Regions from separate parts of the Homo sapiens genome. Here region 2 is linked to region 1. A link is a contact called in ENCODE Hi-C or POLR2A ChIA-PET data. All regions are on one chromosome and are shown on one strand. The core of a region is the stretch at or near the end of the contact, and the rest is flanking DNA. Distances in the headings are between cores, read along the strand shown. Region 1 overlaps BTBD9 (BTB domain containing 9). Region 2 overlaps BTBD9 (BTB domain containing 9).

Region 1 (5,365 bases), core at 1,451-3,950:
GCCTCAGTATCAACTGGGGTGGGGCGTGGGGGGTTACCAAAGTAGAGGGTACACACATCCTTGGTGTGGATAGTGACGCTTACAGGAGGAGTGGTCCGGGGCTTCTTGGGTTTTAGAATCAAATAATTTTGAAATTGGATGGTGTGTAGAAATAGTGGTGCTCACCACAGGTTTCATGTGTCCCCTTATGTTGCCCAGCCTTTGTTGCTATTGGATTTGGGCTTTGTGACTTGCCCAGGCCAACGAGCTATGAGTGGAAGGGATACAGGACACTTCTGAGCCAAGGCATTTAAAAGCTAGTATTCCTCTTACATCCTTTTCTGGGTTACTTCTTGCCTTGTTTTTTTTTTTTTTTTTTAGTACTAGATAGAAAAAGATAGAACCATACAAATTTTGAAATATATGTGTCTCTAAATAATGAAAGAAATTTAGCTTATGTGATGTAGAACTGTTTAGTACAGTCTGTGAAGAAATATGCTTAGCATTCTCTTGCCCATGAACATGGAGTGTGGATGGCAGAGTCCAGCTCTGGTGTTGTGACTCATCCTTGATACCTCACCAGTCCTGGAACAACCTAGTTGTGGAAAAACTGGGATAGGTTGGATTTGGTTTTAGATATTATAGACAGGTGCGTCAGGCAGCTGAATTTGTACAGTAAACCACTTTTGTAAATGATCAGATTTCTGTGTCTGATAATTTGTTGGGAATCACTTGGATGTTGGTTGTGCTGGAAATTCTTATTAATGTGAAAGACACTTTATAGTTATTGTTTCCATAAAGCCAACAAGATTCAAACATAACAGTATTGAGACCAAGGGGCATCTCAGCCTTAAATCCATTTTTCAGCATGCCTAACACACATTATTCTTATTAAATACCTCTTTCTATAAACCTAGCTGTTGCTACCTCAGTGGGTTGCTTGCAGTTTGACTGTAGCCTAGCTTGCTTAATTAAGACTTAAAATAATACCTTCGGTTCTGCCTGGGACTTGAGAGAATAGCCAGCTCTGAAGCCTTTGCTTGCTGTAATGGTTGCTCAGTAGTTGGAGTTTTGTAGCAACAAGGTTTGGAAATCCTCTACCATACAATGGTTTTTATTGTTAATAGGTCTAGTTGTAAGTAGTCATCCTTTTTGACATCAGTTCCTTCTTGCTGAATACTTTATTCTTCTCAGTTTTCTTTTCCTCCCTTTCATCTTTTCTGCTCTCTCCTTTCCTCCCCTTCACTGCCTTTCTCGTTCTCTTTCTTTCCATATCATGAACTGGTAAATTTGCAAAAAGGGACTCCATACTGCTGCCATGTGTAGGGTCCGGGAAACCTGATCATTTTGAAGAGCTAGCCCGTTCTAATGCTATGGTTAGGAAACATCTTACTGAATGTTGCATCTTTTGTGATGTGTGAAATTCCAGAGGAAGTACAGTTTGGGGAAAAAAAGTGTATCCTTGGGACCTACATTAGAGAATATAAATCACAAATCAATATACAGTTCAGATAATACTAGATCGTATACAGCAACTGCCTGTGACAGCAGTGGGAGGTGGGAAAAGTCCCCTCCCTGTGTGCATTTTGAGAAATACACTGTTTTTATTTGGTACAGTTGCATATTCATTTCTAACAGACTGCATCCTAAAAGAATTGGACTTTTATAGATTCCATGAATATTCAGAGAGTCACCAAAACCAATTTTGTCCTTTACCTTATGTGTCTAGACCCATCTGTCATTTGCTTGCTAGATGGTCATAGTTCTGTATTGTGGCATTTGTCTTTTGAGAAAAAGGTATTTCCCATGTTGATAAGGGGGCATGCTGGTACCTTTGCTTCCCTGCTTGAAAGTTTTCACCTTCAGGGTGGATCTTGGTGAGAGCATGTGGCTAGGCCCTGGCTACTTTGCTGTCTGCCACCAGCTCTCTTAAGCTTTTAGGGCATTGTTTTAGACACTAACGTAGCAAGGGAAGGCATGATGGCTGTTGCCACTAGTAAGTCATAGGGTACTTGGCAAGCTGGCAAAAGCTAGAAGCCTCATTCATTTGCATTTTAATTGGAATGACCATTAGCCAAAAGCCCGAATTTTTAAAATTGTCCATTGAGTCCTTTTTCCCTTTACCCTCTCATTTTCCTGAAGCTGATTTCCATCTCTCTCTCTCTTTTTTTTTTTTTTTTTAAGAGACAGGGTCTTGCTCTGTCACCCAGGCTGCAGTGCAGTGCAGTGGTGTGATCATGTCCTGCTGCAGCCTCAACCTCCTGGGCTAAAGCAGTCCTCCTGCCCCAGCCTCCTGAGTGGTTGGGACTACATGTGTGTGCCACCGTGCCCAGCTAATTTAATTTAATTTTTTTTTTGTAGTGACAGAGTCTCCCTGTGTTACTCAGGCTGGTCTTGAACTCCTGGGCTCAAGCAGCCCTCTCACCTCAGCCTCCCAAAGTACTATGGTTACAGGTGTGAACCACTGCGCCTGGCTGATTTGCATCTTTAGAAAAATGTGTTTCTCAACATTTAAAAACTCATGTCTCTTTGATAAACTTACAAATCTTACATCTCCTTTAATATTATTTAAAATATTATAAAAAGTAAGAATTGTAATAAAAGAAGGCAGTGACAGCCTGAGAAGGATGCCCTTTCTTTCCTTCAGTCGTGTGAGTCATGTGTGAAAGTGGGGCTGGCTTGCTTGCCCCAAGTGTTTTTCCTGTTCTTGCCAGTGACAGAGCACAGAGGAGGTCACTTTCACATCAGGCCTCTTCAGCTGCTTTGTTTTCACGGTCACAACGGGCAGAAAGCCTGCTTTGCAAATGTTGTGTATTTTATTATAATTTTGAAAATGCTTTTTTAGATGACACATGTGCCCATCTCTTCTCTCCAAAGGATTCTGATATGACTCCCATACCATTTCTTACCACCTCACTGCTCTTAATACTTAAACATGAAGAAAGAGACAGAAGAAAGTAATTAAGATGGGATAAGTAAGACATTCTTATTCATGAGCATATTCTGTCTGTCATCATCCCCACGGGGCTGTTATTGCACCTCCTCTTCATTGTTATACCCCCGCCCCCCCGCCCAGATGCACCTGCACGGTCATTTGAGCCCTGTCCTCCAGTCATACTTGGATAAGAGGAAGCCAGCCTCACTGGTTCCATCACAGTTCTAACTGCTGTATAGAGTTCTGTGGTGCCTTAAGTAATACGATTATGTATAGAAAAGCTGGGTGCAACCAGTAGCACATGAAGCACATAACAAATGCCAATTCTGTTCCTTTTCCTCCCCTTTCCAGAATTCAGTGTGTTTGCTTCCAGAACCATCTTTGGGTCTTCTAATGTATAATAAAGAAGGACAGGTTTTTCATAGATGAAATTTTGAGTGGGTTTTATTGATTCACCCATGTGACTCCATACCTGCTAACTCTGGTTCCAGTCCTCCTTCTGGTGAAAATAGGTCTTCTGCATTCTTTTGTTGGTAAGAATAGATGGAGAAGAGAACTAACATTCTTTGAAGATCTCCCGTGTGAGTTTCAGGCAGTCAGGCTTAGTTATTTCATTTGCATCATTACAATGAATCCTCACCACATTCCCATGAGATGGGAACAATTATCTTCATTTCATAGATGAAGAAACGAAACACAGAGATGTTATTTGCCTGTTTTGATCTGTAGCGGTGGAAACAAGATGCAAGGCCACAGCCATTGTTCTTGACATTATATAGAGTTGCTTTGTCGGTTTCGGTGAAAGGTATGATTCTTTAAAACATGCTTAAACTTTTCTATTCTTTGGGTAGGCAGAAAAGGGAAAAAATAGCTAGTTATTATTATCCTTTTGATAGCAAACTCCCTCATGCTACCTAGTAACTATTTGGTATAGGATCCGGGGCAATGCTTGTATGCCCCCAGATGCCTTGCAGTATTTATTTGGCAGACCAAGAATATTATAAGTGTTTACTCTATGGCAGTAGTTATTAAAAGTGGAATTATGATCTCTTTTCATTGTGAGAAATCAATGTCTTTTCAAGAATAGGAGTATTTTAGATTGGCCTAAGGGAGCTTTTCTGGTAATCTGCAAAGGTAACCAAAGGGTTATCTTTTCCTACTTCCACAGAAAAATATTTGGATCCATTTTAATAGGAGTTGTAATAGTGAAAGAATGTGCATACAGTGAAATCTTTTATACTGTTATTTAAAAACAGAAATGTTCACATATAGAAAAAATGAGTAAAAGATATGCTTACAACTTTGAACTCACCATATGTACTCATCATGATGTATATCAGGCAAAATAGAGTTCCATAATTTGTATAATCTTACTCTGGAGTTTGGATTTTAACACTTAAGAATTCATTACTACTACTCTAGTGCTGGCATTCGCCATTATCTGAGGCGTATAGAGAATTCCCTCTCATTGCAGTTGTCTGTGTCCACATTAGGTTTGTTTTGTTTCGCTTTGATTTCTTTTTTACTTTTCAGAATATTTCTGAGGGAAAACAAATCAGATTTGAATAGAAGAATTTTAATTTGGTGAGGGAAATTTGGCAATAGAAAAATGGTTTGATATTGAAAATATGTGCTGAGATAAACAATTATATTAAAAGAGAAAAGAAAAAGGAGCTAATGTTACCAGCTTAACACCATTCAACATGAAAAGATTTGCTACTGAACTTTGTCCTTTGAAACTGCATTTTGAAATTTGGCCACTGGAGGGCGCTGTGCTACTGCAAACCACTTATTCAAGTCAGAAGTCATCGAATCTCTTCATTTTTTCTTCTCAGTAAAAAGATAAAGGATTTATATTCTTGTAATGCCAAATCAGTTCATACTTAACATTCAGCCTTTAGCTGTGGAAACTTGTTTGAATGACAGTAATGGCTTCATTTCAAGTTATCGAAATGTTTAATGCTGTGTAATTTACTCAAATGTGTGTAATCCTTTATTTAACTAGATGAAAATAATATACTGTTAACATTGGTTTTTAGCATTAATTAATGTGACTAATTAAAGTTAAAAACGCTAAAACCAATTTCCCTGTTTTGTTGCATGATGAGACTGTAGAGTTTTCCTCTGGCCCAGACTGGTTTGGGTTCAGTGCTCATCTCCCCACAGCTAGCTCCATCCCCACACGTATCCCTGATGTTTTTGTAGTTAATTTGATTTCAGTGTACCAAAGGCTACTCTTGGTAGCAAAACTGACTAACTATAGATCCTTTTCCTCCTAAAACCTGTCTTCGCAATGACAGGAATCTCCTAACATCACTTTATTATTCCAAAATGAATGTAGCAATGATTGAAATCACTAAATTACTACCAGCACTTAAACAGAGAGAAAAAAGAACAAAGCATGTGCTGAGATCACTAGTCCTGGCAAATAGGAGATGAGTGAGACCTCAT
Region 2 (5,365 bases), core at 801-3,300, 140 kb after region 1:
TTAATCCCACAAAGTTAGGTACTGTTATTTTCCCCTTTACAGATGAGGAAATTGAGAAGTTAAGTGAATAAACCAAAACCAAATTGCTCTTTCTGGTATCTTTCCCAAATTAGTATTTCACACTTAATCTGGATTGGGGGACTTCTTTAATTTAAGCTGTAAAAACGTTAAAGCACAGTATATAATTATCCAATTATATTTGTCTTGTAAATTGTTAGCATTACCAGTTCTTTCTAGTGTTTGTCAAATGACTTTTTAAAAAGATAGGATCTTGTATAGTTTAACTAGTACTTTTTTTTTTTTTGTCTAACATTTGTAATTTTGCTAGCCTTTCAATGAAAACAGAGGTCCAACAGTTCATTCTGTTTGAGAATTAGGAGAGATCAAGTGATGAAAATCAACAAGTCGTGCCACAACCCCCAAAGCTTAACCTTCTATCCCCACCAAAGAACCTCTTGAGCCGATAGTTTGAACACCTTTCCTAGGAAACCTGCTCATAAATAGAAAAATTGGCTGGTTCAACTTTCCCCCACCTTTCCTTCCTCCTTTTCCCTGCTAATGAGCAGTGAAATGGCCTAATGACGGGCCAGAGGGAAGGGAGAGCCTGAGTAATGCACATACTGAATTATCAGCCCCTGTGTAACTGAGTTTTCTTTGGCTTCCTTTTCAGAGTTCAGCATTTTAAAGTTATTGAGGGATGCACTGTTTCTCTAGGCAGTAAGACATTTCTGCCATCATCATTTTGATTCAGTTCTATTGGGCTAGATGGCTTGTGCTTCTGACAGGGACTCCAGAAGACAAGCTGGGAGAACTCAGAATGACACAGTTGCCTTTCTGCTGAGAGTCAAGCACAGAATGGCCTTTTCATGCTCTCGTCTGTTAGACTGAAGAGTGTTAGGGTTGAGGAGAGTTTGTGTGGCAGGAGCGGCCCTGGAAGAAAAGGAAGGTGCTGTGTAGAATTTGAATGTTGCCCAGTTTCACATAGACCCTGGAATGGGAAATGGCTGTTGGTGGCGTAGGAGGAGCAACTATCCTGGTTTGCCTGAGACTGAGTGGTTTCCTAGGATAGGAGATGTTTAGTGCTAAAACCAGGACAGTTCCAGGCAAACCTGGATAGTTGGCCATCCTGCATGTTTAACTTAACTTTCCTTAGCTTAACAAAAAGGTCACAATCCGGCCGGGCGCGGTGGCTCACGCCTGTAATCCCAGCACTTTGGGAGGCCGAGGCGGGTGGATCATGAGGTCAGGAGATCGAGACCATCCTGGCTAACAAGGTGAAACCCCGTCTCTACTAAAAATACAAAAAATTAGCCGGGCGCGGTGGCGGGCGCCTGTAGTCCCAGCTACTCGGGAGGCTGAGGCAGGAGAATGGCGTGAACCCGGGAAGCGGAGCTTGCAGTGAGCCGAGATTGCGCCACTGCAGTCCGCAGTCCGGCCTGGGCGACAGAGCGAGACTCCGTCTCAAAAAAAAAAAAAGGTCACAATCCATTGAAATCATTTATTATTGTCTTTAAATCCTGTCTGAGTCATTGAATGACTCAGGAAAGCAAACAAACAAACAAAAAACAGAGGATTTCTTTGGCCTCCCTGGAGTAAGCAGTAAAATGGAATGGACCCTTGTTGAAAGCTCTCTTCCTACTCACCTGCATTTTGCTCACTACTCCTCTGAGTTAGAATCCTTGGCCACCCTGCTCCCCATACCTATGAGGTATTTATTTGTTTTTCCTTCCCCTCCCGTTTTGCTGCTGCGGCAGTAACTCCATGGATTAAAGAGGATGTACAGTATGTACTTTCTCCTACTTTGGCACTCTATTCCCGTAGCTCTGCTTAGATGCAGCTGGCTAAGCTGGGGCATCAGGAAGCCTACAGGGGATCCACAGCTGAATCTATCAGGTCTTCCTGAAGCAGCTGTTATCTGAAGCAACTGGGTTGTGCCAACAGAAGCAAAGGAAGGGTGCAGTGTGGATGTGCAGGAAGAACACCAGACAAGCCTGTCTCTGCTTGAGAGGATCTAAATCACCCCATCTGCATGTGGAATATAGTGATTGTTCTGGAGAGAGCGGGAAGGGGAGGAGATGGTGTTTTTCCACAGTTATCAAGATAAACAGAGCAGCCAGTGCTGTCTGTGCAGCTGTTTCAGTGTGAGGATGAGCTGAGTTATTTTATTTTTACTCAGTAGGAATTAACACACCCCCTCTTTCTTTTAGAGAGAGAGAGAGAAAGAGAGAGACCGGCTAACAAAATTACTCAATGATTTGAATCTTTCTGCAGAATGGTGATAATTTATGGGAATGTCTGGACATATCCTTGTTTGGAATTTAATTAGTGAAAAAACAAGTTCAGAAGATAAAATAGCTAAGTAATCTAAGATAGCCATTTGAAGACCTGGTAGAAGGAATGGGATAAGGAGGGGGATGGAGGAGCAGCAACAAGGTGAAATTTTATTTTAAGACAAGAAGGAATAAAGAGTTGTAGCCCTCAGGCTGAAGATGGGAAAGGAAATGAAGAGAAATGGTTATCGTCTCCTGTATTGTTGTCCTAGTACCAGACAGTCTCAGTGGTTGTACCCAAGTGATAGCAGCCTGGAAAGGCCAAGATCTCAGACTCAGTAAGTCCAGCAAAGACCTCTGCTCAAATTTTTATTTTTACAGGAATAACCAAAGGGATGGGGAGAGTGGAGCAGAGAGCCTGAATAATCCATTTTGTTCTTGTGAAAAATAGTTAAGGTTTCAGGTTATGATGGCAGATTCTTACTCCCTTCAGAACACATCAATTCTCACTCCCTTCTGAACAAAACTCCACTAAAATAACAGTAAAGAGATTTTCTTTTAGGTGTAAACCCACAAGGATAAAGAAAATGGGAAGAGGAGGCAAAGATGTGGAAGAGAAAGATGTAAAGCAGATGAACAAGTGGTAAATGACTTAACAGGCCCCCAAAACACTGAATCCTAAGCTACTGAATTCTCAAAGGCTTAGGAATTAAAGGCACCAGGTACCTCTGAAACTGTGATGAATGAAGTGGGTAGGGAAGGGCTACTGTGAGGAAGATTGGTTAACTACATGTTTATGAAACAATCAAGAGCTCTAGATCCTCTCCCCTATTTCTAGAACTCTGACCGTTTCTCCCTCATCCTGATGGAAAATTGGAAATTTATTCTCTGAGGTGGATAAAACAGAGTGTCTCTAAAACAGGAGAGACAACGTGCACAATTGAGAAAGGTCATACCATAGGAGGATTCAGTGGTCATTTGTTGAGACCCTACCTCTCAGTAACTCAGTAACACCTCCAACACACATAACCACCCTCCCCAGCACCCCCATCCACAAACACATTCTTCTATCCTGTTTCACCACTTAGCTTCTAGAACTCTGGTAGTCAGGCCCATGTCTTCCATGCAAGGGTTAGAAACATCTTCCTAGGATAATCTGATCATCTTGAGAGGGAAGAGCTAAAGAATCTAAAAGTAGGGTTTTCCTAACAGTGAACCCATTTAGGTAATCCTAACATGAAGCTAAAAGTCTATGAGCCTCACTATATTCTTAGAATCTTTATTGCATTTCTAGTTTCCCTCCTGACAACCAGACATGTGAGGAAACTAATCTGAAACAAAAACACCAAATAGAGGGAACCTGTATAAGGATATGGAAACTTTAAAAAAAATGTTGCTATCTTTAAAGAGATTGAGGTACATATGGCAACCCTAGACCAAAAAGAAAGGAGCATTTAGAGAATAAGAAGTACACTTGGAAATTTAAAATGTTAAAGGAAAAATGGAAAACTCAGGAGGCATCATAGCTGATAAAGTTGAGGAACTCTCCCAGAAAGTAGAACAAGATGACAAAAATATGGCAAATAGAGAAAATATAAAAATGCAGGTCAAGATGAGGAAGTCCAATACTGAAAACTAAGAGTTTCATAAAGAAAAATTAGAAAAAATCCAGGGGAATAAATTAATAACAGTAATTCAAGAAAATTTGCTAAAATTGAAAACATGGGTTTCAAAATTGCAAGAGCCTTCTGAGTGCTCAGCCCACTGGAAGAAAATAGACCCACAGCAAGTCACGTCATCATTGTCATGAAATTTCAGAATATAAGGGATGTAGAGAAAATCTACATGCTCCAAGAGCAGGACATGGTTTTTTAAAAAAAAAGACAAAAGGAAGAAAATAACCTGATCTGGTATCATAGTGGCTTCTCAAAAGCAAAACTAGAAGGTTCACAGGCAGTAAAACAATACATTTAGAGTACTGAAGGAAATCTATTTCCAACTTGAGATTCTGTACCCAGCCAAACAACCAATCATATACGAAGGTGGACTAAGGATAATGTTCAGACCACGTCTTAAAAATTTTATCTCCTTGAAACCATATCTCAGGAAACTGTTTGTAAATGTACTCCACCAAAATGAGAGAAGAGACCAAGAAAGAAGAAAGTGTGAGATACAGTGTGCAGGCTGTTTAACACAGGAGAGAGATGAAAGAATCCCTACAGTGATGGTGAAGGTTGATCCCAGGATGATAGCTTGCTTCATAGTGAAACCAGCTTTGTTTTGTTTTAATGAAGAGGCCAAGCAGCACAGCAGTAGCAACGACTATTAGTAATATGATAGAATCTTCTTGCATATTAAAAAACGTCCTTTCTTACAAAGTACACAGTTTACTTTCTGTTCATTCCACTCGTTAAGTTTTTCTTTTTCTGAATTTCTGAAACAAGTGTGAGGACTGACATTTTCTTTCTGATCACTGGCTTAGCACTAATGCTGTACCAGCAGAGTCTAGGTCATGAATGGTAAAACTCTCAAGAAGCTTTGGGGAGGGGAAAAAAACAGCCTTGCCAAACTACTCCCCCTCCCAACCTGCTTGCTAATCCACCAGAAATATGGATTGGAGACAGGCTTCAAAATTGAACTTCAACAGTGCATAGGACTCCTAACACATAAAGTGTACATCTGGGGAAATGTCTTTTTAAATGATTGGGTAGACTGTTAGGTTTGAATCCCATGTCTGCTCAGCCCCTACTATAAGCAGTCTCTGTAGACCACCAAATAGTGCCACTTGGAGCGTCTTGCTATTTTGGTTTCTGTTTTGCTTGCATTAAAGTTCTAACACATTGACAGATTTCAGCAGCAAAATCTCTTATACCAGTAGTGCTGAAATTAGTAATCCTTCATGCTATTTGGAAACTGGAGTATAGGCTTCCACAGTGAAATTGGTCATGCACTTCCAGCTTTGACAGTCCCTGGGATAGTGTATTATACATATCTATACTAGTTTTGGCACTTAACACAAAAATACTTGTGTGTGTCTCCTCTCTCTCTCTCTCTCTCTTTCTCTCTGTCTCTCTCTTTCTCTCCTGTTATTGTTT

The links. Hi-C counts contacts between places; a loop is a spot of excess contacts on that map. ChIA-PET counts read pairs that join two places held with the same protein, here RNA polymerase II (POLR2A). Pooled maps may share reads with other maps.
Region 2: a map of dorsolateral prefrontal cortex shows a loop between it and region 1 (4-fold over the local background). The contact joins two enhancer-like sites. A Hi-C loop is called at or near these places in 1 of 168 maps with a recorded cell type or tissue (dorsolateral prefrontal cortex), 1 of 37 single-sample maps with no recorded cell type and 2 of 50 pooled maps. POLR2A ChIA-PET finds 5 or more read pairs at or near these places in 2 of 52 experiments (PC-9 and activated CD4-positive, alpha-beta memory T cell).

Annotation. Positions count from the first base shown.
Region 1 is chr6:38,493,451-38,498,815 of GRCh38, reverse strand. The region is part of intron 6 of BTBD9 (BTB domain containing 9); the gene reads left to right. Among named protein-coding and RNA genes, the nearest start is that of BTBD9-AS1, 15 kb to the right of the region's middle. Within about 2 kb of position 2,700, at least 2 of the 41 ENCODE cell types and tissues checked have a DNase peak (open chromatin) inside an H3K27ac peak, as active enhancers do; they include dorsolateral prefrontal cortex, where a contact is called at or near this core.
Region 2 is chr6:38,354,881-38,360,245 of GRCh38, reverse strand. All of the region lies in intron 6 of BTBD9 (BTB domain containing 9), which reads left to right. Among named protein-coding and RNA genes, the nearest start is that of BTBD9-AS1, 120 kb to the left of the region's middle. Within about 2 kb of position 2,050, at least 2 of the 41 ENCODE cell types and tissues checked have a DNase peak (open chromatin) inside an H3K27ac peak, as active enhancers do; they include dorsolateral prefrontal cortex, where a contact is called at or near this core.